2 separate regions of the Homo sapiens genome follow, and region 2 is linked to region 1. The links are chromatin loops, found by intact Hi-C in ENCODE. Cell type or tissue: CD4-positive, alpha-beta T cell. All regions are shown on one strand. Each heading gives the region's core, and the rest is flanking DNA. Links, peaks and the distances in the headings are about the cores only. Region 1 overlaps HIVEP2 (HIVEP zinc finger 2). Region 2 overlaps HIVEP2 (HIVEP zinc finger 2).

What was found. Hi-C counts contacts between places; a loop is a spot of excess contacts. Peaks named below come from ENCODE experiments on the same cell type or tissue, not always from the same donor. Only the 100,000 strongest peaks of a DNase experiment are listed, where the experiment ranks them.
Region 2: a loop joins it to region 1, with 2.3 times the contacts of the local background. A loop is called at or near these places in 7 of 110 quality-filtered maps.

The regions. Positions count from the first base shown.
Region 1 is chr6:142,879,940-142,895,462 of GRCh38, reverse strand. The region is part of intron 1 of HIVEP2 (HIVEP zinc finger 2); the gene reads left to right. Among named protein-coding and RNA genes, the nearest start is that of HIVEP2, 57 kb to the left of the region's middle. RefSeq lists an enhancer at 9,311-10,510. In CD4-positive, alpha-beta T cell, for the core only: a CTCF peak has its summit at 8,348; DNase peaks (open chromatin) are centred at 7,715, 8,432 and 9,952; H3K4me3 peaks cover 1,384 bases; H3K27ac peaks cover 4,070 bases.
Region 2 is chr6:142,776,560-142,792,082 of GRCh38, reverse strand. HIVEP2 (HIVEP zinc finger 2) reads left to right here. Exons shown (of 10, transcript NM_006734.4): 3 at 8,468-8,562. Among named protein-coding and RNA genes, the nearest start is that of HIVEP2, 160 kb to the left of the region's middle. In CD4-positive, alpha-beta T cell, for the core only: no CTCF peak of the experiment used is centred there; a DNase peak (open chromatin) is centred at 7,572.

The DNA.
Region 1 (15,523 bases), core at 5,064-13,063:
GATTGCCCATAGACTCAACTTTGAGGAACCTACTCTTAAGCATCTAGTTTTGGAAGATTGCTATACATACCATCCTACATCATTTGACCAGGAAGGAAAAAAAGATGAGAAAATAAGATGAAGGCAAGAAAAGAGACAAAAATTTAAGTCCTGAAAAAAACATTTCTACCAGATTTTTATTGTTTAAAAAAAACCAAAATTTCAGTGGATGCTAGATAGAATCACAACTGTAAGACAAAACAGAAAACAATGTGAAGTGTACAAGACTGCACAGAAAACATATCAAGATACTGTTCAAGAAGAGGTAACTGGCTATAAATTTAAAGTTCAAGTGTTAAAGTTAAAATGTAGCTCTAAGTTTTATTTTCCCAACAACTTTTAAAATTGTAATGTGATGGATGTGCTACTTGTGATATTTTTGGTCATGGAGCAGGACTGTTATAAACAATTAAATTGGTTTACTTAATTTTTCTCCTGAATACCAATTCGTGCCAGTGAATTATCAAGGCGACTTTCAATTTCCAAGATGATTTTCTACTGGTCCCAGCGTTGTTGTGAAGATGAATTAAGGTCTGAGGACAGTGTCTGGCATATTATCAGTGGGGACAGTGTAGTGGAGTGGTTCTGAACACATGCTGTGGATGCCGGAGACCCTGCGTTCAAATGACTGCTCTACCACTAACTAGCTCTATGCCCTTGTCCAAGTTAACTTGATTTAGTTTCCTCATCTGTAAAATAAAAAAAAATTAGTGCCTACCCATAGAATTGTTTTCCAGGAATAAAGTAGTAAATGTAAAGCACTTGGAGCACTGCAAGACACGCTGGACACTCAATAAATGTGATCTTGAAACATAACTTCTGTTGTCAAGTTCACTGTTAAAAGTACCTTAAAGTTTTTAAAAATTATTATGTAAAATAGGGACATATAATTTTATAAAGTTACAGTTGTCTTGAGCTTTATTCAGTTTAATTTATGGATCATCTACTTTTAAGTGCCATAAGGTACTCCAGGCTATAAAATGATGAGTAAGATATGGCCCCTGTGCTCTTGAACAGTCAAACTTTGGGAAGTTAACCTGTTGACATGGTTTTCTTGAGTAGGTATTATGCTATGTTAGGAAATAATGTTGAAATTAATTAAAACTATATTTTACAACACAAGTAAAAGATAGTACCTGAAAGACAGAAGGAGAGGCTAATAATATATCGTCCCTTGATATATTATAGATTGTAGCAGATCACACTAGAAAGATGCTGATATTTTTCCTGAGCTGGACTTAATACAATGGATGGAACACAGATATGACATCATAAAACCCAGCTATTAAAATGGCAACTCTACTATTTATTGATTATATAACTATAAGCAATAGACTTAACTTGTGCCTCAGTTTCAGCATCTGAGAAACAGGCACATAGCTACCTTGCTCAGTTGTTAGGATGATTAAGTGAGCGAATGTTTGTGAAGATGCTTTATGAACTATAAGCTTTTACGCATTTGTGTGGCTTTATCATGATTATGTAATATGGGGCTTGTGGATTTCTGAAGAGCCATGGCTCAGAAATGAACCCTTAGAATAATATATTTTAAATAGGTTTACAGAGAACTTTATCATTCTCTGTAGAATTACCTATAAACCAATAATGGATGGATAACATGCTGCAGAGATTAGGCTTCCCTCCCCCCGAAAAATGCAGGTGAAACAGGTTAAGAGGTTACACACTGACTTTAGGGCAGAGTTAACAAGTTGTAGAATAGAACTGGATAGAATAGAGGGTTGTTCCCACTGCTCTTCATGCCATTTCTCTGGCTATTTCTTGATTGAGAGAAAGGAGTATGGGCTTTGAAGTCAGACCTAAATTAAAGTCGCTGTCCTGTCACTTGCTAGTTGTAATTTGGGCAAGATACTAAACCTTTGTAAATTTCAGTTCCCTCATCTGCAAAGGGGAGTCAGATCACTTGCCTGGCAAAATTGTGATCACCAGAGATAGTATCTGTACAGTACCTGCTTGATAATTAGCTGTTACGTGATTTTTCTTATGATTATAGATTATCAAATTTTTCAAGGGAAATTGAATTGCACACTTGCCGCATTAGGAATACTAATGCAACTGATAAGAGCAATTGTTTTACTGTGGGGTTTCTTCGTGCTAGGCACCATTCCAAATATATTACACATATGATGACCTCATTTACTCTCTAAACAACCTGATCATGTAGATACTACTGTTATTCCCACTGAGGCTCAGGGAGTGTATCCACCTTGCCCAACGTCACCCAGCAAGTTTGTGGTGGAAAAGGTTTACAAACCTGGGTGTTTGTGACTCCAGGTCCCACTTTCCAGTTCCTGCCTGGCCAATATAGGGATGTGGGATAGAGAATGAAAGGACTAATTGTTTCATGAGAATGATTTATTGAGTGGGATATTTGCTTTCGGAATCTTCACCTTTCCCATAGACATTATTGGAAGGGGCTTGCACCCATCCGTCATGTAACTTTTGCTCTATGTTACGAAGCCTCGCCGAGCTCCACTTTCCTTTTTGGTACGATGGAATGATTATACTTCTGAGAGTTGTAGCGAGCATTTAAGTGGGATGATAACTGTAGAGCTCAGTCCTGGAAGTCATTTCCATCTGTAATCTTGACTCCCCATTCCCTTACGTAGGAGGCTTGCACTAAGGACAGAGCCTTGGGGGAATGCCTGCTGTCTTCACATTTTACACCAACAGAATTGTGTGTTATTCAGTATTGCCTTGTATTAAGCCATTGATGTTATATCACAGGATATATGATTGATCCCTTTGAAAGGTCATTAAAATATTTGCTCACATGTCTTCTCGTTTATCTATTATAAGCATTTATAGACTTTGTTTAATGAAGATAGACCAATCACTTCTGTCTTATCATTAATTTGCATCCTGTGTCTGGACATGTGTACTTAGAACACAGTCCCTTTAAGAACCACTAGCCATCAGCAAAAATAACCTAGAGCAGCTCAGGTTACTGCCAGGCTCCAAAGACTCTTGGGGGGTCAGGTTGCTTATTTCTCTGGCACCTCCGCCGGGATGTAGGAAGAGCTTTATCCATGCCAGCAGAGGGTATGTGTGGATTTGTGCACATGAGTCCCTACTTTTAGCCAGGTGCCCTTAGACATGACTTCTTTTGGACTTGCCCCTTCTTTATGGTGGAAATGTTCTTAGTTGGGCCACTTAAATTGTTTAAAATCTGTTGTGACCCTGTTCCTGGACCTGGGTGCAAGAGCCTGTCTTTCCTATCACCCTTGGGTTTTGTACTATTTCTTTAAAAAATAAAAATGTAAAAGATATCAAAACCCATCAACACAGACAAGCATCTCCTATCCCCAAAGTGAAAGTGCAGTAGGCAGCGCAGTGAGGCCAGGCCAGGTGAGGGCACACCCCTTTCCCTGGGACCCCTGTGCCTGCATGTGTCAGCTAGCCTTTCTTCTAGGGAATGTTTTTACTGGCTGGACATAGCTAAAAGATCAAAGAATAAATGGGACATAAACAGGGCCTAAGGCTCTATAAAGATAAACAAACAAACAGAATGAACTCCTTAATGAAGTCCAGTTTTTCGATTGTGGAGAAACAGATATTGTTAAGAGGGATTACAGTGTTTGAGAGAGGACAAAGAACCAGCAAGGACTTAGACCATCGGGGGCCGTGTCTCAGCGATGTTGCCGAATTAGCTGAATTGCAGAATAAGAGTTTTAAAAGCTAGGTGGTATCTGTGAGTGACTCAAAGTCTCTCATTTTACACAGGAGGGCAAGGCCCAGGGAGGTTGGGTGACTTATTTGAAGTTACTCAACTGGGTGATAGTAGATCTCGATCCATAGCCCAGGTGCACAGATCATTCATCTCCATAACCCTGCAAAGACACAGTCAAGAGTTGAGATCTTTCCAAAACCCAGTTTCCTTATCTATAAATGGTGATTGTCCTACCTGGCATACCCTATCTGTAAGGATCTGCTAAGTGAGTGTGGGTGAGAACACTTTTTAAAATTATTAAATTATATATTAATATTAATATTAAATTATATATAAACATACATATGTATGATGAGATAGATGTACAGTGTAATACCTAGTATTTTGCTAAAATTCTTGATGTGGGAATACATGAACACAATCTGGGTTCTCCTTTGGAAATGAGAAACAGTAGGAAATTCCTTGAGTACAAGAACAGGAGTTCTAGACTTCGAGTTATTAATCTGATGGTTTTACTTACTGATGTTGTTATTAGTTTACTTTTCTGCAAAGTGGAAATACTAAAATCCTCAACCTATCTTGGAGTTGTCCCGAAGAGAACTTTAAGCATGTAAGTGAAAGTGCTTTGTGAACTGAAAAGCAAACAACAAAAGTGAACTATTTTTACCAAATACTTTTGAAAACTGCAGACCCTATCTTTACAGCACAGGTATAATTAAGGAGAACAGGCCATATATACAAAAGCATATTTCAGCATTCTATGACCTTGATGTCAGATAAAAACTACACCACCGGTAATGACTAATATTACAGTTTACAAATGGAAGTGTAATCATCCTTATAATTATTTTAAAATTGATCTTTCCCTCTAGACATTTATACAGATTGTCAAGACAGATACCTGGTGTTTTTCATATTTATGGGACATTATTTTCTGTAGTAATATACAAGATAGAGATTTAAGTGTTTTTTGTATTACTTTCTCAGTTACACTATTTGCACTAATATTTATATGTCTGATTTATCTCATTAGATTATTATATTAATAGGATATTTAGGAGTTGCAGTTAGTATTATCATTATTTGACAGATAGGAGGTCAGGTGATTTTTCCAAACCTCATAGAATGTTAATGGCAGAGCTGAGATTTGAAGCAAGCTCTTTTGGTCCAGATCCTGTGCACTTGCCACTCTGATCCATCTCTCTGTGTTGTGCTGGGGATTCCATTCTGTGGACTGTATTCTTCATTCATTTCTTTGGCAGTAATTCTTTCAAAATGTGTACAGGGAAATGAAGCAAGATCGTTTCTACCTTCAATGAATTTAGAGTGTTAGAAGGAATGCAGAGCAAGTGCACGAATATGTGAAGAAGTACACGCAATAAAAGCTGAATTGCGTTAACTTTGTAAAGATACAAAGTTTTGGAGGAGCTTATTTGAGGAAGATTCTCTATGGAACTCTGTTATCTGATCTTCTCACACTTTCATGGATAAATTTCTTAAATAGAATGGATTGTTTTACTGATGTAGAGCCCCTTCTACTAGTGTTAGAGCTAATTTGCAAAGGGAGTGAAAAATATAGGCATTTAGGTCTGATTTCTTTAACAGAGCAGGCAATGTTGAATTAACAAAAATGAAGACATAGATAGACCCTAATTAACACTGGCACTTGAATCCTTGTAAACAAGACTGATTTTGGGGAAAGGGGAAATGATAGACACTTAAAGGGTGCTCCATTGATGTCAGGGCTAATTTGGTCTGTGCTGTCCAGTGCTGTAGCCACCCAGACTCATGAGGTTATCTAAATTTAAATTAATTAAAATTGAAAAATCAGTTTCTCAGTTATACTAGCCACATTTCAAGTGTCAAGAGCCATTTATGGCCAGCGGCTACAGTGTTAGACAGTATAGATATATAGATACCTGTCTAGTGGACAGCACCAAAATAGGTCATTTTGATGTCTGATAAATGTATGTATAATTGCACAGCAGAAATCACTAAACATAATAATAGCTGCCATTTATTGAGCACCTTCTCAATAGGTGCCAGCTATTGTAGGAGGCACACAGTGTATGTTATTCCATTTGCCATAACACCATTTTGTATCTTGGGAACCTAAGGTTCAGAGAGGTTATGTAATTGCCTAAGATTTGATAAGACTATTGTTGAATTCAGTTTTCTTTGATTTCAGAGAGAATTGCTCTGCCATACCTTCTTTTTATCTAGTCTAGTTAGACCACATCAGGAGTTTTGTTTATTTGTTTCTTTGTTTGTTTATTTTGAGACAGGGACTTGCTCTGTTGCTCCGGCTGGGGTGCAGTGGCATCATCACAGCTCACTATAATCTCAAATTCCTTAAGTGATCTTACCGCCTCTGCTTCCCAAGTAGCTAGGGCTACAGGTGCATGCCACCACACCCAGCTAATATTTTGTAGAGACAGGGTCTTGCTTTGTTGCCCAGGCTGGTCTCCATCTCCTGGACTCAAGAGATCCTCCTGCCAGTCTCTCAAAATGCTGGAATTACAGATGTGAGCCACCATGCATGGCCACATCAGGAGTTTAAAATGTCAATGCAGTGTCCTGTCATTCAGTCCACTTTAGTTCAACAAAAGTGCCAGGTACTCTGCTGAGAGCTGGAGATGCAGTAATAAGTATAACATAGTCTCTGACCTTAAGGAGCTCAAAATCAAATAGAAAGTTCGAACACATAAATGAAAAATTATGATAGTGTAATCTCTGATACAAGACTTTGTATGATACAACTAGGAGCCATTGAAGGGTTTTGATGGAATGAGCAGTATAGTCAGAGTTATGTTTTCTACAACTCATTTTTGGTCATGTAGAGCATAGTTTGGGAGAAGAGGGAGAACTGAGGATAGTTATTTTATTTCCCTGAAAGAAGCACTGGGTTAAAGGGTAAAACTAAGGTCACGACAGTGGAATTAGAGAGAAGACAGACAAGGAAGAGAGGTAACTTGGTAAAATTGTCATGGCTTGGTGATTAGACATGGGAGCTGAGGTTTAAGGAGGAGTTAAGGATGACTCTCTTGAATATACCTTGGGTTCTTTGAATGTTTGACCTCATCAAAGGAGATCAGGCATGAGGGAAAGGTTGAATATGTATGTGTGTGCATGCACTCTTGCAGGTGCATTGCAGGGTGGGAAAACAATGAAGATAATGACTTCAATGAGCATAAGCCCATGAAATATTTTGGAAGCAATCTTATTTACTAAATGAAAAAATGTCACTATTAAACAATGAGGAGATGTAAGGATGTAATTTTTTTTAATTAAAAATAAAGCAGAATCTGTGGCTGGACACTGTGGCTGATATTGATAAACCCAGCATTTTCAGAGGCCAAGGTGGGAGGATTGCTTGAGTCCAGGAGTTTGAAATCAGCCCTGGCAATGTGGTGAGACCCCATCTTTACATGGCATGCACCTGTGGTCCCAGTGAGTTGTGGTCACACCATTGCACTGCAGCCTGGGCAACACAGTGAGCGTCTCAAAAAGAACAATACAACAAAACAAAACAAAACAGAATCCCATCATAATACTGAGACTAAAGGAGAAAACTAACTTTATAGTCTAAATGTGAGTTATCTGTCCTTGACTGGGCGTAGGATAGTGAACTAGGGATGTATTTTCCCATTTTTTGAATATAGTTAAAACATGTAAAATGATTTATTGTCATGGTATTTTACTAGTGACATAGGGGAATGAATTTAAATATTGTTTCTAGAAAGATTAATTTGAAAAAGCAATTTTTTTTTTTTTTTGCTGCATCGCCCTTTGCTATATCCTCCCCTTCCCCCCAGTTCTTTCCAGATAATTAAATAATCTGGTCCTAAATTTAGTGACCAGGTGATTACATTGTTTGATATTTCAGAAAGATAAACGCACATACTCTCTGAAATGTATTTTTGCATTTTTAAATTTTAAACGGTGATTTGTTTAACTTCTTCATTGGAGGAGACAATGCAGGAAATGATCTCACAGATTTAAATAACTGTAATGATAGCATAGTTTCTAATCTAGGGTAAGGAAGTTTCATTTTCTCTTAACAAAAAACAATTGTTCTGTTGATAGTAAATTTAACAGGCCTGGAATTACTAAAACTAAGAGTGCTGATGGAAATAACCTTTTATGGGATTCAATCGGTGATCTCTGAATTGATAGTTAATATGTCAGTGCAATTTGGAATAGTGTCTCCTTTGGATATTGGTATTGTTTTAAAATTATCTGAGGATCCTCAGTTCAGACTTGACCAGCATAGACCACCATGACTGAAAGCTGTCAAATGTATGTAGCAGGGTGAAACATGATCATTTCAGGGTGCCTTGGCTGATTTTGAACTATCCTTTTGTAAAATTAGTGAAACATTTTTGGTTTCTGAGTTAATATTAAGTATTAATACATTCTTTCTTCTTTGGCAAATAGGAATATGTCTCATCTTATCTTTTAGGTTTTTTTTTCTGTTTCTCAAAGTTTTTCTTTATTGTTCATTTTCCAAAAAAATGCATAATGAAACCTTATGAAATAAAGCAGTTTCTAAATTTCATTTTTTATTTCACATTTTATGTCAGGAATTAATGGCTGAATGTTGATTGGGAACTTTACAATATTTATGAGTGGGATGATGGAGGTACACGTGTACTTCCTCAAAATTGCTTTAGCAATGATCAACTAGAGGGCACCAGTGAACATTTCCATTTAGGTTCTTTAAACTAGGCCACATACTGTTGACACATATGCACAGGAGAGAAACGTGAATGCTTTGTGAAATCTTAGTACTAAAAATATGTTGCACCTGTATTTGTAGCAGTGTTATCATTCTTGAGGAAAGTGATGTAGAACCTACCAGGACAGGAAGAGAAATGTCATTTTGTTAACTACTTGTTCACTGGAGAGCTGCCCTCCAGAGTAAAGCCCTAAACATGTTTTGTCAAAAGTTAGAACAGTGTTGTTAACAGGTTTTTTGCCATTTGTGTGGGCAAGATAGTTAATAACATTAAGCACTGAGATAAATTCTATCATAGATAAATTTCTATGGCTAATAATTAACTGGGTAACAATGGAAACCTGTCCACAATTAGGAAAGGATTTGTAATAAGACTAACAAATAGGGTGTTGCAAGTCGGAAGTGTTCAAGTTCTGAGGCAGAATTTTGGGTTCTGTCATAGCCAGTTGCCTTCATTGTTCATTGTGTCAGCACATTTGCTTAAGGCAAACTGGAAAGGGAACATTTTTAGATATTTAAATATAAAAATGTGCGAAAATCCAGCATTTTCTGATATGAAAGTTCTGTGAACGACCTGCTTGCAGGGTAGCTATGCATATGTTTGAGTGGGAGGAAAAGAGAACAGATGATTTGAAAACTATTAAAATGGTTATACATATAAAAAGTTATTTCCCTCCTCATAAAATTTAAAAAAACCAGAATTTGTCTTAGTTAACATCTTACTTGTCATTTGCTCAATTAAAATACTTGCACATAACATTTCATTGATTCATCCATTCACTCACTCATTTGTCAAACAATAATAATGCCTACTTTGTATAAGATACCATATTTAGTAGGTATATGTAATACATGTGGTAATTATTTCTGTAAAGGATCAAACCAATTCATGAAAAAGATAACTGCAAATACAGTGGGCAAAATGTCAGGATTTTTGGTGAAATTTGTAATTAAGCTTTACTTAAAAGCATGTTTTATAAAGATATAGATGCAGAAAGCAATTTGTGTTGTTTTCCTAAAGTTTATTTGGAAAGCAAGTAAGGCTGTATTTCTTTGGACTGATTAAATATTACTGCTTGGGGACTACGAGTTAAAGAAGAGAAATCATTATTTGAAGGAGAAAGTGAATAAAATAGAAGATTAGGCGGCATTTTATAAGATAGTTGGTGGTACTGTTTACGGCTTATAAAGTTGTGTTAAAATTTACTAAACAGCTTGTTATTGTGGGAGCTTATTTAAAACAGCTTTCTGTGGTTATGTCTGTTGAGGAAGCTTAAACTTCAACTCTCCAGCCACTTAACTGCAGCACGTTGACTTCAGGTCTCTTGTAAGAAAGTCTAAATGTAGGCTGTTGAATAATCCCTTTGAGGGCCCTGTAACTATTTTTATGCCTGGATATGCGTCATCAGTGGGTATTTTCTCTGGTGACTCGCTTCCATCAGGTCTCCTACCATACATTCTATCAGTGAGTGACTTATGATTGATGGGAACCACGGCTTGTTGTTTAGCTTTATCTGTGACCTCAGCGAATGGACAACAGGAATTTCCAGGCTGTTAAATTCCCTGAATGCTTGAAGACAGGGGCTCACGGTGTTGCTCAAGGCAGGTAGCAGAGTGATATTATTCTCCAGCGATGATGGGGGAGGGACGAGAGAAGAAAGGGGAGGGAGAAGGAGGGGAAGGGAGGGGGAATTCCTTTTGTGAACAGCAGCAATTCTGGCTCAGTTTGTTTCTTAGCCCTCCTCCATGGCTGTGTGTGGGGAAAGGTGCATTTCCTGGACCTAAAGAAGCTGGCAGTCAGAACCTTGCCATGGGCTGCGCAGAGTAACTCCATGGGGTTGACTGGAGAAGGCACTGAGTTTTCTTCAATTAGTTAAGATTTTGTTTTCCAAATCAGTTAGATTGGTCCATGAGCAACTGGACTATTACAATCCTGTATAAAAACAGAGATTTTGAATTTAAAGGTGTGCCAGCATTCCTAGTGCTATGTAGGAATTTAGTGTCGTTTTTAATCTCTATATGCTTGGGTATCTATCTGGAGGTGATTTTGAAAGTTAACGTGCACCTCTTATCAGCATGCTTTGAGGAGCAGAGCAGTGCATTTGTGTATGTGTGTGAAAATGCATTATAACTGAATGCACAAAAATGTTTTCTCATTGTCTTGCTTTTTCCCCACCTCTTTCTTACACACGTGTGAATAAGGTTCCTGAACTGGATGTAGTGAGATTTAGTCACTAGCATCAGCAGCTACATTTGCTTTTGGATAACGGTGTCCATCTCCCAAACTTTTTTGCTAGTCTGTCTTCCTAACTCCTCCTTTTCTTTCTCTTCCTCTTCTTTCTCTTCCTGTCTCTATCCTTACCCTATGCTACTTTGTTTGCAAAAGTAATTCTTGAGCTTTTGCTGAGTTAAGGAGACAAGGTTCTCTTCTGATGTGAATGAAACGACATCATTCTAGGTGTGAATGAAACGACACTGGTTTGTCGATGTTTGTTTAGTCTACCTTTTCAGCGATTATTTTGTTCTTTTTTTTTTAAATGACAATTAGGCAAAATTAAAACACTCCTTTTAGTGTAATAGGATTACATCATTCACACATTTAGGCAAAATTGATTTTCTGATCTTCTAAGGCTATTTTTTTAAAGACACTTATTGATTTGGCTTACCAAGTTTTATTCCTTTTTTTTTTCCAGAACAAAGGCATATTCCCTTAATGTAAGAGATCACCAAGGCTGCTTGTCACTGTAATTAATTTCTTAATGGTTTCCCTCCTAGGAACCAAATTATGAGATGCATTCCAAGATCCAGTACCCTCAAACAGATATTGTGTGTAGGATAAAAAAGCCCTAGTGGAAAAAGAGATTTTAAAACTTTTATCTGTTTTACAATTCTGTTAAGTGGGCATGAACATTCATAATTATTTTTATAGCCTCATTTCAAATCAGCTAACCTAATGGTAAAAATGTTTCACCCATCAAGTCATATTATTTCAATTTTAGACATTTAAAATTCAAGGGATTAAAGGAGAAAGAAAAATGACTGTCACTATAAATGTTACCTACAAAAAAGAAAAACCTTCCTTTTGAAAACTTGCTTCTTGAGTAGCAGAATGACTCATGACAAGAAATTTATAATTTGAAATTTGCAAAAGATAAAGCTCAGAGCTCTGTGAGTTTTGAGTTATTAGTAGTTGAATGAATTAAGCCTTCACAATGCATCTAATTAGAAAGAAATTATTAAAATATTGGTGAGATCCATTGTTTATGTCGATTTCATTGTACTTTTCCTGAGGAGCTGCTGGAGACTAGCTTTACTTTCATAAGCATCACACTATATGAAAAAGTTTCATTTGAGGGTTAGTTCAGATGCTACTGTTCTTTGCCCTACGTTGTAAGGGATGTTATTAGAAGCTATAAAATTCTTCTCCCTTTCTTTAAAATGTATTTGCACTTTTATGTGTAGGAGTGTGAGGGCAGAAGTAAACATGTAGGAGGGTTATGTATTCTTCATTAAAAATATATTTCACAAAAGATTATAGTTTGTGTGGGAAGGAAATAGCTGCTTGTCTGTTGATTGCACTGTGCTTATTCCATATAAGAACTATTTGAATTGAGTCAGGATAACCTCATTTTGATAATCTGATGACTGCTTCTGCTTGGAGAAGAGAATATAATTTCAAGGCTGCGTGCTGATGGGCAACAGTAATTGTTCTCTTTTTGGCAGAGCTTAGCATGGAATCTGCTTTGGTATTTTTGTAACTACATATGCAAATCTTTTCTCCCAAAGCTTTTCCCCCCTTTCTCTCTCCATGTGCAGAGCTTTTTGTAATCTTCAGGACTGTGAAATTCCAAAGGTGTGATATCGAATGCTATCCGTGTATGATGATGTGTAAACCTAAGTTAGAGCAAAATCTTGGCTTGAAGTGAAGTCTTTTTGTTCAAGCAGATCCTGTACTGTAAGCAGATTTCCCTGTATACTTGGTTTCTATGGAGACACTTTTATTACTTATAGATGATCAGACTATTTGAATGTAGTATGGGTGGTTAGTTTATCAGCTTTGGTCAGTGCAGGTGATGGAGTTTCCTGGTTAATATGTGGTCCTTTCACTAAGCTTCCTATTGTGTTGCAGGGTTTAGGAGAGTGAAGCTAACACCAAAAACCAACCTAAAACATTGAGGTAATGTGACACTGAATTTTACCTTCTTAAAGGTACATTACGCCAGCGTTATGTAAACGATAAAGAGAAACCCTCAAAATTAGGAAGATTCCTAATTGACACTGTCAGAACAATGGAATGACCCATTGCTAAAGCTCATTCTGAGAGGGAATATATGATTCTTTCTTTCTTTTCCCTCCCCTCCCCTCCCCCCCTTTCTGTTTTTTATAGACAGAGTCTTGCTTTGTCACCCAGGCTGGAGTGCAGTGGCATGATCATAACTCATTGTAGCCTTGACTTCCTGAGCTCAAATGATCCTCCTGCCTCAGCCTCCTAAGTAGCTAGGACTACAGGTGCTCACTACCACTCCCGGCTATTTATTTATTTATTTTTTGTGGAAACAGGATCTCACTGTGTTGGCCAGGCTGATCTCAAACTCCTGGCCTCAAGTGATCCTCTCACCTTGGCCTCCCAGCATGCTGGGATTACAGGCATGAGCTACTGCCCTCTGCCTCTTCTACTTCTTTTCTATGTAATCAGTGAGTTATCGGTATTGAAGGACTCTTTAGCTTTAGGAATTCTTCTTAGTGATTATCCAAGTTTTAAAATGTTTCATACTTCACTGTAGTCACCTTATAGATGAAGAATATAAGGCCTAATAAATGGATGGGCTTTATACTCAAAATTACACATTGTATTGACAGTGGCTTAAGGATAAGCTCTGCTCACTGGAGCTTGTCTGCTGGGGCTTAGGAGCTGAAAGGCTCTGACCTCGTATATATGATGTCAGGAGAGAGCGTGATGACTCTGGGTAGAGTCCTCCTGCAGCCCTGATAATGGTAGCAAACTCTGATAATTAGGGCAGTGTTTACAGCTTTAACTGTGTTATCTTAATCTTCCTGTGACAGAGGTTGGCAGTGGCCATCAGTAACTGATGTGTAGATCCACTGTGAGGCACTCAGATTTCTATAACAAGATGTCATCATTTGAGTCAGCAGGACTAGAAGCTCATGTTGAATGGTGGCTTTTAGGAAGGACTTTCATAGAGCATGAGACTGGGAACTCAGCGAGAGACACAGATCTCTGAGGAGGCATAGTATGTAGAGATAAGTGCATTTTAGTGGAAATATTTTATTCTACTCTTTTTACTTGGAAGAATATACATTTTCTAAGAGAGAAGGAGATCTGTGAGGTCTAACTATCCTGATAGCTGAAAGCAGGACCTCAGAGACCATATTTTCGAATACAGATGACAGAACTCAGGTCCAAGACTTTTTATTAAAGGCATTCTTCTAACTTCACTAAAGTTAGATGACACTATCTGATTGCCTCAGAACTAAAGGATGCACAGGAATGTACTCTAATAACATGTGTAGGGCCATTCTTACTGTGTCTCAAATCTGGTTGCTCTAGTTGTCTACATTCATTTTCTTGGAATTAATTCACTTGCTACAGAATTAGTCTTAAAAAATTCTCTTTCCAAACTTTTAAATTTTTAACTGGACATTTAAAAATTATTGACATGATGATTTATAGATATTTAAACAACTAATTGCCCACAAGTGCCTAATTTTCCATAAAATCACAGCCTGACTCGTGTGAACTGGATAAGGCCATATCCAAAATTGTTTCCTTCTGTTATTTAGGTTAGTTTTATATGAGTGGAGAGGTATTCATAAGGCCACATGGCATAGTCCAATAAAGAATTTATTTCCCTCCTGAGGGAACAAGCTTAAGAAGGTTCAGAAACATACAGTAAAACCATGAAAGAGGATCTATGCATTTTAACCATAAAGCATAAGATAAAAACTTATTTCCTCAAGAAACTTGAGTCTAGTATGGGGAAAAAAAATGACATTTCATGCTTGATCCAAACTGAGTACTAGAGATGTTAAAGATGCCTTACGTCTGAACCCCAGTGGTTCAAGGAATGGAAATGCCAGTAACTGAGACCAGAACTGCTGGGGAGAAGACACATTTTATTTTATATAACTGTTCTGTCGAGATGAGGGTGTGAGGAACCTGCAGTTGTGATTGTGGCCTCAAATTGTGCCAAGGCATTGATGGATGGAGGGAATCTAGGAAGAGCCCAGTTGTAGGCCGAACTTTGCCTGGGGACTTGATCAAAGAGAGTCTGAGCCACGCAGGCCAAATGGACAGGTTTGGACTAGGATCTCAGAGGTGTAGGGCAGCTTTCCCCGTTTGTAATGAAGTGCTGAAGCAAACCTTTCTCTTGGATATGGAAGACTGTCTCAAAGAGAGGACACCGAATGCCTTTAAAGGTATAAAGCTCCCAGGCCTCAGAGAATCTGGACTTTTAAAGGCAAGTAATGATCCCTGAGAAGAGAGGCTTCTTTGTCATCAATGTAGGACACGCTGGTGACTGTGTCTGGTGGCAAAGGCTTGCCTGTCAGTCCCACTTGAGGCTCAGCTGTCTCCACTGGGAGGGTCCAATTCCTCTCTGACCTTTGTTCCTTCTCATTGGAGTCAATTTTTTTGGTGTGGCTTCACCATCTGGGGGAGGGTGCAAGTTATGGGGTTGTTGGCAGGAGCATTGAATTTGGGTCCTAGTGAGGGTGAATATCTGAAATGTCTTGACATTCTACTGTGTTTGCTGGTGGGAACTGTTCTCTGCTGGAGAGAGAGCAAAGAGAGAATATGAGAGCTGAGTTTAGAATCCTGGGAAATATTCCTGCTTTGGGGACGAATGAATAATAGAATCTAATAAAGATGACTAAGAGGAGTAGTGAGGGGGTAGGTGGACGCCAAGAAAAGCACCATTATAGGAGAGATGAATTATAGAGTTTCCAAATTATCAATTTCATTCACTGAAATTGGTGTTCAATTGAGGGTATTCTATATGCCAGGTTCTATGCTAGTCCCTGTAGATACAATATGAACA
Region 2 (15,523 bases), core at 4,052-12,051, 100 kb after region 1:
TCTAGGCAGACAGACTGTTTCTCCAATACCCCTTCTCTTGTCTATGTCACGATAATAACCTCACATTAAATGCATCTCTGCCTGCAAATCTGAGCCTTCTTTCAAAATCTAAGATAGAGTTCCTTAAATGCAGCATTTCTAAGCAATCTCCTGTCTTCATATACTCACAACACCATTTCATGCCTCTATTGCTTTTATAGCTCGTTGTTCATATGTTTTCCTTACTCATTAGACAGTAAGCTCTTTGAAAGCAGAATGTTCTCTCATTTGTCTTGATCCTACACATGCACACTATTTTTAATTCTTACTTGGTGTCATTGAAATTGATTTAAATTTATATGTATTTGGGGATTTTTTGGTAAATGAGGCAGTAATATCTGGATTCAAACTCAAAGAAATATGAAGTTTGCATTTTAGTAATGTTTTATTTCATCACATTAGTATATATGAGCTTTGGAAAAAATGTAATTTGACTGAATGAATGAGCCTGCAGATGGAATTCTGGAATTGCCTGACAGAATTTGCCCAATAGGATCTTATAAATGCCTGCTTGAAACTTGAATTTTTTTAGCCTTAAACTTTGTAGGCAATGATATATTCTGAGATGAGACCAAAAGTATGAATGCCATTCACAGTTTGTCAAAATGTCAAGGAGGTACCTGAATAACCATGTAGCACAGGTTAATAATAAATCTTTATCTAGTTAATTCATTTGTGCAAATCATGGCTTCCACTTGAGCCCCTTCCCTCTGTCTAGTCTTTCCTGGTTGTTCAAGCCATTTTTGATCATATGGTTCCTAATCTCTGAGAACAACTGATGTTCAGGTTATTTGCTGTGTGCTAACCTCATGTCAATTTCTGAAGTCTTGAGAGATAGTATCCACTTACCCTATGTACCTTATAGAACCTGGGACAGTGTGAGTCCAGATTTGTTCTTTGGTTTCCTGAGGTTGTATATCTCTACACAGGCACACAGACCAATTTCCCCACTCTCTAGGAAAATTGTCAAGAGAGGAAATAGAATTGATTCTTTCAGCAGCTCAGTTATTAGAAGTAGATAGGGTCTGTCTGATTAGGTTATATGATATGTCATAGGCTTTGCCTTGATTTCTTTTTGAGAGATTTTTATTGTGTGTAGACCTACGAGAGACTGAAGACAATTTTATTTTTCATCACATCTGAGAATTGTTTGTAGCATGAAATGTGGGATGCAATTCATATTTTCAGCTGTGCTTTCATTGCTTTGGGTATTATTTCCACTGATGCAGGAGGATCTTCCCTCAAAGATGGATTTTCTTCAGGCAAGGTCAGCCTGTTATATGAATACTTATGAATATAATGCATATTTTATGATTTGATTTCTCTGTTCTCTTTGTTTACTTAATTCAAAGTTAACTGCGGCCTTTCTTTATGCTAGTCTTGGCATACCCAGGAGTAAAAAGAAAATTGGAGAATCATGACCTTATTTATGTATATCTGCAGCAACCGAATAGTAAACATAAGCATTGTAAAAGATAAAACTTGAGAAAACAGTACATTGGAGTTATGACTTTGTTGTGTCATATATACTTCTCACTAGAGTATGGTAGTCAAATACACCTTTTTTGCTTTTATCCCTGTCTCTCCAAATATTTAGTTAAAGAGTAAATGTTTAAGCTGGCTTGGCTAGAAGTAGTTATTTACCTACCATATTAAGGGATAAGATAGAGGAAATGGAAGGGAAGGAAAAAAATAAAAATGGGAAAATGTATCACAAAAGAGAGAGCAAAAAAAGATTTTTAATTATACAAAACATCTACTTGGCTCTGCCCTTTTGCAAAACCAATGCAGCAGAAGAAGTAGTGCCTGTGGAGTTGGTGTTACCATGTCTTCACAGGTCTCCTAGGTGAAATTTTGGTATTATGAACAAGGGGCTTGCCTCCATTGACTTTCAATGAAAGAGCTATCTTTGCTTTTAGGAAGATGGTCTCATAACTCTACTTAAAATATTTACTGAAAAATTTTCGTTATAAGAGCATAAAAATCTTAGAAAATAGCTTATACTGAAAATTGGTTGTAAATTAAGTAATTATTTTTGCTTTGGATACTAAATAATGCACTGCTTATGGAAATTGATTATCTTCTAATTTTTCTGTCATTTACTCATTTTGGAAAAATTAAAATTTTTGTTGCATTTATTTTTATTTAGTATAAAAATTGATAAACATTTCAGTGGAGCATTGATCCTTAACTACTGTTATTTTCTGTTTCTTTGATTATGGATTATAAATATCTTTGCTCATTTGAATTTCAAAATTATTAATTCTTCATTTTTTACTTCTTTACTCATTCAATCAATTTCTGAAATAGGGTTAGATAAATAAACTTTGAATAAGAGGAAGTAGTGTGGATAATGGAAAATAATTGACTTGACAGTTTAAAGACCTAAGCTGTAGACCAGAACTATCATAATGAGCTGTGGGTCCCTAAGCAAGTCTTTTGACTTCTCTGGTTCTCACCTTTTTCATTTGTTAGTTGCCTGATAGATTAAATTCAATGGTTTCTAAATTATTCCATAGCCCTAAACACTGCCTATATGATTTAGAATAAGCTAAACATTTAAATAGTAATAGAAGTTTGTAGTCATATATTTGCTCCTAAAATCAAGTTAGTCAGATATATGACTTACGTGATGTCAAATTGGGTCAAGAAAACAAACCTAGGTTATAGCTCTTATCTTAGAAAACATGACGTGTGTTTTAAGGACACATGTTGGGAGAAGTTTGCATGGCCAATACCAGATGAGCACAGCCAAGATGCAGAATGACTGGAGAACACTATATGATCCTGAACCATCAAAGGAAGATTAAATTATGGTTAGTAGACTGTAATTAACTCAAGGCAAAAGCTAGTGTACTTTTGAAAATAAATTACCACCAGATGTTTAACAAAAAATGATTTTCTCTGTGGTCTTTACCTAACCATAAGATTGTATTAACTAGAACACCTTATTCCCCAAGCATCCTCATGAACCAACATTCCATCACACAAAATAAAGTATATATAATCATAGAGAAACCGGAATGGTAGAGTCTTGTATTTTTATTTCATCTGACAAATGTATTTGTCTCTAAATCTAACATTGATAACTGTGCATTTCTGTATATTAGCATATATAGTTTTATTTAAATATTAAGTTCAGTGTCGTTACATCTAGAAAGCCTTTTCTAACTTTCCAGAAAGGAGTGACCATTCCCTCTTGTAATCTCCTTTGTAATCTGTTTATATTTATGTCATTTGTTGAACTAATTCACAAATATCTCCCCGCTGAAGCTCTGAGCTCTTCGTTTGTTTGTTTGTTTTGTTTGTTTGTTTGTTGTTGTTGTTTTTCGAGATGGAGTCTTGCTCTGTTACCCAGACTGGAGTGCAGTGGTGTGATCTTGGCTCACTGCAACCTCTGCTTCCCGGGTTCAAGAGATTTTCCTGCCTCAGCCTCCTGAGTAGTTGGGATTACAGGTTCCAGCCACCACACCCGGCTAATTTTTGTATTTTTAGTAGAAACAGGGTTTCACCATGTTGGCTAGGCTGGTCTTGAAGTCGTGACCTCAAGTGAGCTGCCCGCCTGGGCCTCCCAAAGTGCTGGGATTACAGGTGTGAGCCACCATACCCAGCCAGCTCTGTGCTCTTAAATGCAATGCTTGTCTTTTCTTTTTCTGTATTGTGTAAATACAGCCCATTTCTGGCATATCGTAGGCATTCAGTAAATGTCTTTTTTTTGAGGGGGGGATTTTTTTTTATTATACTTTAAGTTTTAGGGTACATGTGCACAATGTGCAGGTTTGTTACATATGTATACATGTGCCATATTGGTGTGCTGCACCCATTAACTCGTCATTTAACATTAGGTATAAGTAAATGTCTTAAAGTATCATAGAATAATCAGAAATCCTATTTAAAGAGGCCTAAGTTACAATCTCTAATGCACATGTATCTGCTTTTTTTGTTTGTTTTCACTAGTTTTAATTTACACAATGCTTTGTTTCCTATCTTTTCTGTGCTCCTGCACTACCTGCTGAGAATCAGCAATAGACCATATGTAGCTTTGGTGTCATTTTTATGGGCAGTTTCTGGCTAATTTGGACTCAGTTTGCCCCAGCCTCCTATTATGAAAACTCTGTGGGAATCCTTCCTTCCATGCACCTTCTTGACTTTTCAAAACCTTCTACATTGTTGTCCCAGTAATGAATTGCCCCATGTTCCAAAACTACTATGTTTCTCTTTTCCTAGTCATGTCCCTTTAATATGTTTTCTTTTTTACATTTCAACCCCAACCTCATCCATTACCTTTATATCAAAAATATTTCTGAAGATCTAAGCTTATAGTCATCATCCTGTCAATGTATGTGTGTGTGTGTATGTGTGTTGTCTATCCTGTACCTGCCTTCTCTAGTCCTTCGCAGCCTCTTCTTCCTTTGCCACTTTACGCACTCCAGAGTGGAACAATGGGCCCATTTAGAGTCTTTTTTTTTTTTTTTTTGTAGAGAGGAAAAGATGCCTCTACAAAAAGCTTGTGAAATTGATGGATTATATCTTGAACATTGATATCTCTTTCAGTGCTCTTCTCCCATCTTTAGTCACTACTTTTGAATCTTTTCTATTCCCTACTATAAGAGTAAAGTGTCTCTTCTCTAGTGAAGAGTAGTGTTCATTCTTTTAAACATGTAATACTTAAACACTCTTTTTACTGAGAAATAAAACTATCATATCTTGTTTCCAGTTTCTATTTGCCATTTTTCCATTGAGTTTATAAGAATTATTTTCATTGATGTTGTTTTTATTTATTTATTTATTTATTTTTGAGACGGGGTCTCACTCTATCCCCCAGACTGGTGCAATTATAGCTCACTGCAGCGCCAAACTCCTGGGTTCAAATGATCTTCTTACCTCAGCCTCCCAAGCAGCTGGGACTACAGATGTGCACCACCACACCTGCTTAAATTTTTTTTTATAGAGATAGGGTCTTGCTTTGTTGCCCAGACTGGTCTCAACCTCCTGGTCTTAAGCAATCCTCCCAAAGTGCTGGGATTACAGGTGTGAGCCACTACATCCAGCCAATAATTATTGTTTTTAATTATGACAATGCTCATCTAAAGTGTAACTGGTTTACCTTATCAGCTCTTCTCCTAAAATTGTGATATAGTGTGTATTTATTTAACCTCAGAAAAAACAAGGGTGATGGGAGGTACTTGAGAGTTCTGCCAATGAAACCTTCACCTCTTGCTAGATTCATGTAAGAGTCATATTAAAGCATTAACTGTAACTTGTTTTGAAACAATTTGGAAAAGTAGAGAATGGAAAAAGACAACCCCACTAACAATGGGTATTTTTAAAATGTCTATCTTATCTGTCATCTATGAATCAGTAGCTTGACTCTTGCTTAGCTTAATAGTAATAACCTATAAGCATCCAACAACAAGTAACTAATGCCAAGGATTTTTTTTCTTCTAAGAATGGGAAGGCTGAGAAACCACTGGGATAGAAACAGTAATACTCAAATCTTCCAAGTGTTTATTACAAATAGGAGATGGAGGATTGGAAAATATTTTCAAGGGTCTCTTCCATTAACCTGCAGGTTGACAGAAAAACCATCTTGTATGTGGTGAAGTGAAATATAATTTTTACCTCATATTTAGGAAGGAATTTTAAATGACCTTTGGATTTTTATCAAGATTCATTAGCACTATTTCTGAAAACTTGTTTGTTTTATTAAATATTAAGGTTTCATTGCCTGTTAAGTTCTTATGAAGCTAATAACCTAAAAGCAAAGTTAAAGAAATAATCATCTTTCCTCCTTTAGTCCATTTCTTTAATAGCATACTATGTAAACTGTTGATTTCTTGAGAATAAGAGCATGAGTTGTCATAGTACATTCTCAAGAGCTGTTTGATGAAAGGATTTTCTTTTATTTTGATGGAGAAATAAAGACACAAAAACTCACTTAAAATTAATGCAAAAAATAAATTTCTGAGATGGCATCTCCATATCTCCATTTCAATAAGAACAATAACCAAGTCCCATGTAGAGGCCATTACTGATTTCAATTTATAACAAAATGATTTGTGCAAAAACGCTGCAATTGATATCATATCTTTCATGCTAATATTATTTGCATCTTTGCTTTAAAATCATGCTCATCTGGAACTTTCTTTAAGGTAAGGATAAGTATAACATGATTACCATTGCTTTTCTCTTCTTCAAGAGAAACCCAAACATTTAAAAGGTCATGAGTGATGCAACAGAACCAGTTTTTGAATCCTCTTACCGGGTAAAAAGGGGGCTCTTCTGTAATCTACAATTTCAAATACATGTGCATGTCATGAAAGGAGTGTTTACCATTTCCAGTAGCCATCATCTTAGAAAGTAAGACTGGAAAAACGGAGTCAGAACTGGGAATGCTGTCCCATCAGAGCTTGTTGGGGGGCACTCACGTGCTCTGTTTTGCCTGTGGAGACTGCTGGTAGGAATGATGATTTCTGGAAGGGAAGGGAGGTTGGTGCTGGCCTACTGAAAATTAAGCTCTTCTTTTACCTTCTTGCCTCTTAATTTGGTGACTGTGAGATTACCAGTCACAGGTAGTCACTGACTACTGCAAGTTAAGGTTCCGTATAAATATCTGCATCTTTAGAACCTTGGCCCATTTATGTCTTGGATGCATTTTGCTTGGAGTACAAAATAACTCAGTGATTTCTTCTTCTTCTTTTTTTTTTTTTTTTTTTTTTTTTTTTTTTTTTTTTGAGGAATGCCATGCTTTACTTTAGCCTAGATTATAGTTTTTGTGGGTTTTTTTTGAAGTGCTTTTATTTGATTTTTTAAAACAGATGTGATATTTAGTGTGTTAAAAATATAGATATAGTTGGCCGGGCACGGTGGCTCACGCCTGTAATCCCGGCACTTTGGGAGGCCAAGGCAGGTGGATCACGAGGTCAGGAGATCGAGACCATCCTGGCTAACATGGTGAAACCCCCATCTCTACTAAAAATGCAAAAAAATTAGCTGGGCGTGGTGGTGGGTGCCTGTAGTCCCAGCTACTTGGGAGGCTGAGGCAGGAGAATGGCGTGAACCCGGGAGGCAGAGCTTGCAGTGAGCCGAGATCGCGCCACTGCACTCCAGCCTGGGTGACTGAGCAAGACTCCGTCTCAAAAAAAATAGATAGATAGATAGAGATATAGTTAATTATCTTATAGAAAATGTATATTTTTTAGGATATCATCTCTATTCCTTCTATGTTAATGAATCATGCTCTTTAGCATTGATGAAAGTTTCAATTTTGAGAATAGTAGACCTTGTCAGGTGTCACTTTGAGTGCCAGCAAACGGTTGATTTGAGGCAAGAAGAATAAAGTTTAAAAAAGAAAATAAATCTAGCATTTGCTTAATAATTTGCCCTTTGCAGCACCAGAATCTTATGTGACCACCCACATTCATCTGGTTACTGACGTGGTTCTTGCTTCAATTGCAGAAGCTATTTTTGCACCTTTTGTGTCTTTTGAGGAACCGAGTGGGCCTACTTGCTTATAATGATTCATGTCTCAAGTGCACAGGGTGTCCTGAAGTGCTACTGCAGTGGTGTGCAGAAAGGAGGGGGAAACTGAAGCAAACTACTTCCTTTAAGCACTTTGAATGTTCACATGAAGTGGTACTGCAGGAAAGCACACTTTAACTGTTATGTTTTAATGCTTTAGTTATTCTTATGGGAGTTTTGTAATAACTTGTCAGGACAAAAGGGCGATTTTTTTAAAAAAATAACAAATATACGATTATGGGTATTATAATATTATTTTTAAGTAGGTCTTTTATACTGGGAGATAAACTCTGTTAAGATTGTTGATTAATCTATTCAGATTAGGTAGTTTGATCTTCCATGCATTTCTTTGGATCATACTTGAATAAATATTAATTCCATATATGAAAAGTTCCTTTCTTCATTACTTACTAGACTTTTAAAGTCTGAATTTTGCTTTGGTTGGGTTTGGATTCCTATTTCAGAATTTAATTTTAGCACAAAGTATAACATTGCTGAAATAAACTATAGAAACAAATTTACAACAAGGTTATCTGAGACTTCATCCTGCGAGGTTTAGTTGCTAATACACCCAAAGAAGTTCTGTAGAAATCTCAGCTTTGTGGCAGAACCGTATCATGGACTACAATGACACAATTTCTAGTGCTGGTACTTGAAGTTTTAACTCTAGCATTTCACTGTTACAGGGAATTCCCTTTAATTACAAGTATTTATTCAAAAGATTTAAACTATGTTAAAAGAAAGGAAATTCTTTCCTGGGGGCAAAAAAAAAAAGCTTCTTGAGAGATCCAGTTCCAAATTTTCTTTCCTAAAGGAAGGCAGGTTCTGTGAGTGAAGAAGAATGAGCGTGCTTATTAAATTCATTACAGATGTCATCATCTTTTAAATCTTCTTATTCATCTTTTAGATTCCCAGAAGTTGTGCATGAGTTCCTGTGAGGAGAGTTGGCATCTTGGAAATCAAAGACGGTTGTGATGCAGTTTTTTGATATGAGGATAACAGGTTAATAACTAAAATTTATTTATTCTTACTCTCTTGTTACATTAAACTTGAAAAGCTGTTTTGGCCTACTATGGACTCATATATAAACTGGAGGGAGGAAACAATATATTTTCCATCTAGAGAGAAAAGTGTTGTTTTGTTGTATTTTGTTTTTCATAGTAGACTAGTCTTTTTTTTTTTTTTTTTTTTTTTTTGTGACGGAGTCTTGCTCTGTCGCTAGGCTGGAGTGCAGTGGCACAATCTTGGCTCACTGCAACCTCTGCCTCCCGAGTTCAAGTGATTCTTCTGCCTCAGCCTCCCAAGTAGCTGGGACTACAGGCACCTGCCACCATGCCCGGCTAATTTTTGTATTTTTAGTAGAGACAGGGTTTCACCATGTTGGCCAGGATGGTCTCGATCTCTTGACCTCGGCCTCCCAAAGTGCTGGGATTACAGGCGTGAGCCACTGCACCCAGCCCACCAATCTTAATTATAATTAATTATCATTGTTATAATTAAAATAGCATTATTCGACAGAATTTATTTCTGACAAAGTTTATTTTCATGTTAGACTCTACTTAGTGAATCCTAATAACTTTTGCTGTATAATGAGAAAACATCTCAGTAGAAAAGTGAAATCACAATTTAAAAAATTATTTTAAAAGGTATGACAAAATATTAAAAGCAGCATGCTGTAGCCAAAATAAGTCATAAATATCTTGACTAAATAGGCAAACTCTACAAATATATGCAATGATGCCTGCATTGCAGCCCATGTGAAAAAATATGTTTGTTTCTCATTAGGCTTTAAATATCAAATTAGATTTTAATTACATCAAATTAGAGGATGATCATCACAGTATTTTTACTTTTCTCCAAAAGTTTTCTGAATTGCTTGGCAGGATTGTATATAATAGAGTTTTCTCCATATAGACAACTTGCTCATTTTGGAGAGAACTGAGGTTGTTATGGGAATTTTTACTAAAAGAAGCCTTTATAATGAATTTGGCTCTCAGGAAGCCACCTTTTTAAAAATCATCCTGTGGAAATAAGTCTTTATTCAGCTGGACTCTGGCACTCATCACGCCTTCTTTCTTGGTAGTTCCTTTTTCCCCTCATCCCATACTCTCTGAGCATATATGCTCTGAGCGGTGGTTGGGCAATGAGTGTCTAAGTGACTCGTGGGATCAATGTTACAACTACAATGCCCCGAGATGTTCATGTATTTTTTAAAGATTTTACAACTGATCTGTGGCACTTTAATAACAAATACAATGATGTCCCTTCTAAAATGTCATTCACTAATTATTACCATAAGACACGTATTTTGTTTACAAGTGTCAAACCACAAATCCTCAACAAAAGACGAAATGTTTAGAAGTGTCATACCACCAAATCCTCAAGAAAAGACCAAGTGACCATTTACATTTTTAAAAATGTTTTATTATTAAAATGTTGGAAGTGGAGAAGCCGTGTTTGCTGCCAGTCATTGTATACCGTCATTATTTAGGATGTCATTATTTAATGCTCACTTGACTTTTGCCACCACTCAAGTAATGATTAATTTCCTGAGGTAAGGTTTTTTTCTGAGATAATGTTTTCCTAAGCAAAAGATCCCAGATTGACAACCCTGGGTACTGTAGGTCTTTATTCCTCTGCAGAGTAAGCCTGTCTTCCTGCCAATCCCACCCAGCCGTTATCCTGAAGAGACCTCTGAGGAGGTCCATCTAGGAGGCTGTTTATGTGTCTTTCCTTTGGGACCCTGTCTGGGGAAATTATTTAACTGGGTGCCAAACTTATTTGAGTGGGACTCTGAAGAGTGGCCAAAGGAGAGGGCACACTTCTAGAAGAATGCCTGCTCTTCCCTGTAATATCATTTTCTTTCGCTTCAGTTCCTTTAGTTCCATTACCACTGAAATAGCCATGCAGAGGTAATCTCTTTTTTAACATGATCCCCCTCTGAAAAGTGTGATGAGCCTGCCAGACAATGTCTGTCTTTACTGACTAGAGGACTCCTGTGGGCTGTAGCAGCATCCACAGGAAACCCAAAGTCATATCCCCTGAGTTTTATTCTCCAGTAAATTATCTTACTCCTTTCATAGCACTTAAAACCCACTAGAGAAAATTTTAACTGTGAATGCAAAACTGTATTTGGAATTCCGCTCCTTTGTTGGCAGTGGGTGCCAAAAATGACTTTGTGTGGGTTTGGTTACCATAAAAGGAAATCTCAGTGAATAAAGTGACGACTCGCTGTTTTCATATGAGAATTACTCTCATACTGCATTTTTTGATATATCAATTGATTAGGAAACCTGGTATATATTTTAATGAAATATTAGAGAATCTGAAAAATGAATTGACTCTACACAGTCATAGAGAAATACTGTAGCTATAATTAACCATATTACTATAGATCTTTATAGTTCTAAGTGGATCTCTGTTGCAGAAATTAAACTAAAATTGCAGGTAGATACAATGGTACATTTAATGACTTGTAATAATGTTATGAAGTCCAAAGAAAGTATTTTCCTGACTTAATGATTCATTTAATGTAGATTTCCTTATCTAACATACTTTTAAAAATGTTTTGTTATCTATAAGCATTTTTATACATTTTAGTAATAAAATGTAAGCTCAAGAATTTATGCCATTTGGAAGAGTTAAGTTGCTTAGTAAAAGTGTCACCTAACAAAACAAGACAAATGCCATTATCTAATCTTGAAAACCCTATTGTTTTTAAAGTGAATTTATTTTCCTCAGTATAACATGAGTGGAGTAGCAGAGAAACTTTCAAACCCTCCCAAATCCTGCTTGTTTTTAAAGAGAAAGTCATGCCATGTTCAGTAATAGATTATGATGCACACAATTTCCATTGCAGAATCTTTTCAGTTTCCAGGATAAAGCAGCTGTAGAAAAGTGACAAATACAAATAGTCCATATTTTTAATGGTTCATAAATATGATCAATAAATTCTAAAAGAAGCCATCGCTCACTTTCTCTCCCACCTACCTTTCTTTATATGTCTCAGAAACTCCAAGAAGAGACGTGATTTTATGGATAGCAGTTAGTCAAAGGCTCCCCAAGGATAGTGTTGGAGAGAAAAAGACATCCTCAAACATGTTTCAAATCAAATGTGAAAGTTCATGTGAAATAAGCATGATTTCTAGTTCCCTAATAAGCCTTTCACTGAAGTGAAAAACTAGACATTGTGGATCAGAGGAGGGGTCCCTGTAGTGCTGGGACCTCCAGCTTAGGCACAAAGATGGAAGCTCTTCCCGCACAACCCAGGAGAGAAAGCATGGCGTGGGATATCACCTAGCTTCCTGGTAAAATGGTGGGGCATCTCGGGTAGGCTTGTCTTAGAAATTTAAAAGGAAGAGATTTTCTTGACAGAAGCTATTTGCATAATTGAGTTAATGTTTTGAATCTTAAAAACTTTCTGGATAATAAATGCTGTTGGAATATAGAAAGATCCTATGTTAAACTTAGCAAAATTATTTTTTAAAATAAAGTGATAGATAAGACTTTTTTTCTGATTATCCTCCTTCTCCTAAAAATTAAACAATTAACTTAATGGTCTAGACATGTTTTGTTCTGACCATGAGGTATCTGGTTTTGAATTTTGTGTAAGTCACTTTTTTTCAACTTCTGGTGTATTCTCTGGTAGCAAAATATTATTTCTGAATTTTATTTGATGCATTTACTATATGATATGCCCTTAGTGTATAAGAATGGTTTTATTATTTTATACCATAAAAATTAAATGTCTGATTTATAAAGGTATTACCTCATTGCTAAGTGAAAACATTATATTTTATTGAATAACTTATGAAATAAATTATTCCAACCCTGTTTTTTATAAAATTGTATGTACTTATTACTTGAAGTTTATGCTGTTTTTTGTTTTGTTTGTTTGTTTGTTTTGAGATAGTCTCACTCTTTTCCCCAGGCTGGAGTGCAGTGCTGCAATCATAGCTCACTGCAGCCTCGACCTGCTGGGCTCAGGTGATTCTCCCACCTCAGCCTCCTGAGCAGCTGAGACTACAGGTACACGCCACCATACCCAGCTAATTTTTGTATTTTTTGTAGAGACGGTGTTTTGCCATGTTGCCTGGGCTGGTCTCGAACTCCTAAGCTCAAGCGATCCACCTGCCTCCACCTCTCAAAGTGCTAGGATTACAGGCATGAGCCACCATGCCCAGCCCCTGAAGTTTATGTTTTGAGCAAAATTATATATTCTGTGTCAACCAAAAGATAGAAAATGATACATACCTGATTTTCACTTGTAAGGTTCTTATTTTCCTTAAAACTAATGATTTCCAAGCTGGGCACAGTGGCTTAGGAGCTACTTGGGAAGCAGGGCCCAGAGGATCCCTTGAGCCCATGAGTTTGAGTCCAGCCTGGACAAGAAAGTGAGACCCCCCTCCTCTAAAAATAAAAGTAATGATTTTCAAAGAACAAAAGAAAACAGTCTGGCATGAGACTTTATTATGGTCTTACAAGAAGCTGTTCTCATTAATACTTAATATACATATTTTGAACATTATTTAAATTATGGATTTTTTTATTTCTAGGAAATGGCATTTTGGGGCCATTTTTTGTACTACAAACATGCAGAGCTCATTTATATTCTCTCAGAACCATTAAAAGTTGAGACATTTCATATATTAAAGTTAAGTGGAAATATTTAGATGAAGATATTATTGAAGATGTATTATTTTAAGTTGTAATAAAACTTAATGGAGAGTAGTGGTGAGTCCTCCCAGACTTAGAAGTCACCAAATTTAGATCTGAATTTTGATTCTGAAACCCAACCTCTCTAAGAATCATTCTCAACTGTAAAATAGGTGTAATAATACCCTTAGCATAGAGGTATAATGAAGATAAAATAAGACAATGTATATGAAACTCTTTAACAGTATGTATCAGCCCATGGTAAATATATAGTAAATGACAGTCATTATCATTGTTATAATTAACAATGAAACTGCATACATAGATCAATACCATGATAAAATATTAAATCTGAAAAATAACTTAGAAATTATTCACTTCAAGCTCTGAGTCCTAATTGAGGATTCATACATGCTTGTCTTGAATTGAAAATGTAGTATATTTCCATTTTAGAGGGTATTTATTTACCTCTACAAGTCTGGCAGAGGTTGTGTCTACATGAACCTTAAATATTTAGTTAATTAAACACAGTCAGCCAATTTAGATTCAACATTGTGTCTTCTTCTTGTTAGCATGGTTCCTGGAATTGACACAAGGAAATTTGCATTGGAATATTATGAGACTATCATTTGTGTTTCGTTTTTGCCTCATTTCCTGCAGAGGGATGCTAAAGAAAATTATTGCACAGCAAAAAATTAAATCCAATAGCAAAACTTTTTAGCAAACTGAGATTAATATCTTTGTTTAGTATTTTGACTGCTGCTTTACAAATCTCTTAGGCTTCATGGCCATTAACAGAAGGAATCTTTGAGTACAGATGTCTTACTACAAATATCTGGGGGCTACTGATTTCTCACCCAAAAGACTTACCGTTCCTGTGGGAATTTCCGGGTGCTTTTCCCCTCTCAAAGTGCAACTTCTGTCATCATCATCATCACAGTCAAATTCGATGTTAGGGAGAAAATTGCCCATGGAAGTAAGACTACTATTTGAGTTTCGCTTTAGGAATCTGCAGTACATCTGCATGGTAGCATTTTAAAAAATTATTAACTAGTGTTTTATTTAAAAAGATAAACATGCTCATGTTAAGAAAAATAAACAAAAATTAAACTTACTGAAAGTCATGAGATGGAAGGTAAAAATCCTTTCTTTCCTCTTCCTCTGAATCCCAGGTTCCACTTTTTTTTTTTTTTTTTTTTTTTTTTTTTTTTTTTTTTTTGAGATGGAGTTTTGCTCTTGTTGCCCAGGCTGGAATGCAATGGCTCGATCTTGGCTCACTGCAACCTCTGCCTCCCGGGTCCAAACAATTCTCCTGCCTCAGCCTCCCAAGTAGCTGGGATTACAGGCATGCACCACCACGCCTGGCTAATTTTTTATATTTTTAGTAGAAACAGGGTTTCTCTATGTTGGTCAGGCTGGTGCCAATGCTGCCTGGCATCCTCACAGGAATTTTCTGTTGATCAACTGTTCCTCTTTTTCACCCATAGGATTAACAATGTGTCTTCGTACTAGGGTGCAATAAGCTTTTCTTGCATTTAATGTTACTATCCCCTGAACAAGTTTCTATATTGGTACTTATAGCTGTACTTTATTTATTTTAAATGCCTCAGTTTTATCATTGAGCCATAATTTATTTAAGCGGTTCTTGTACATATATATTGGTGTGCGCTTGTGCAAGTACACCTGTAAGGATATATTTCCAGCAGTGGAATTTCTAGGTCAATGTGTATGATCTTTTTTATTTTGATAAACGGACACATTGCCTATCAAGGAAACATCTGAGGTTCTATGACAGTGGATACAGTTTATCATTGAAGTTCTCAGAATCCTCTGGGTACCTCATTGAACACTCCCCTAAGGAAGTTGAGTATTCACTTAAAATTGAACGATTACTTAGTTGTCAAGTCTTCCTGAGCCATACGCCATCATCTAGAGGACTCCTTCACTTTGCTATGATGTAAATTTCCTAAAAGGGAAATTTATTCTTTTAAACATAAACATTCAAACCTATCAGAAAAAAAAACCCACTATTTTCATCCAGGCGAGGTGGCTCACACCTATAATCCTAACGCTTTGGGAGGCCAAGATGGGCAGATTGCTTGAGCCCAGGAGTTTGAGACCAGCCTGGGCAATATGGCAAGAGCTCATCTCTACAACAAAATACAAAAATTAGATGGATGTAGTGGTGCATGCCTTTAGTCCCAGTTACTTGGGAGCCTGAGGTGGGAGGATCGCCTGAGCTCAGGGAGGTCGAGGCTGCAGTGAGCAGTGATTGCACCACTGTACTCCAGCCTGGGCACCAGAGTGA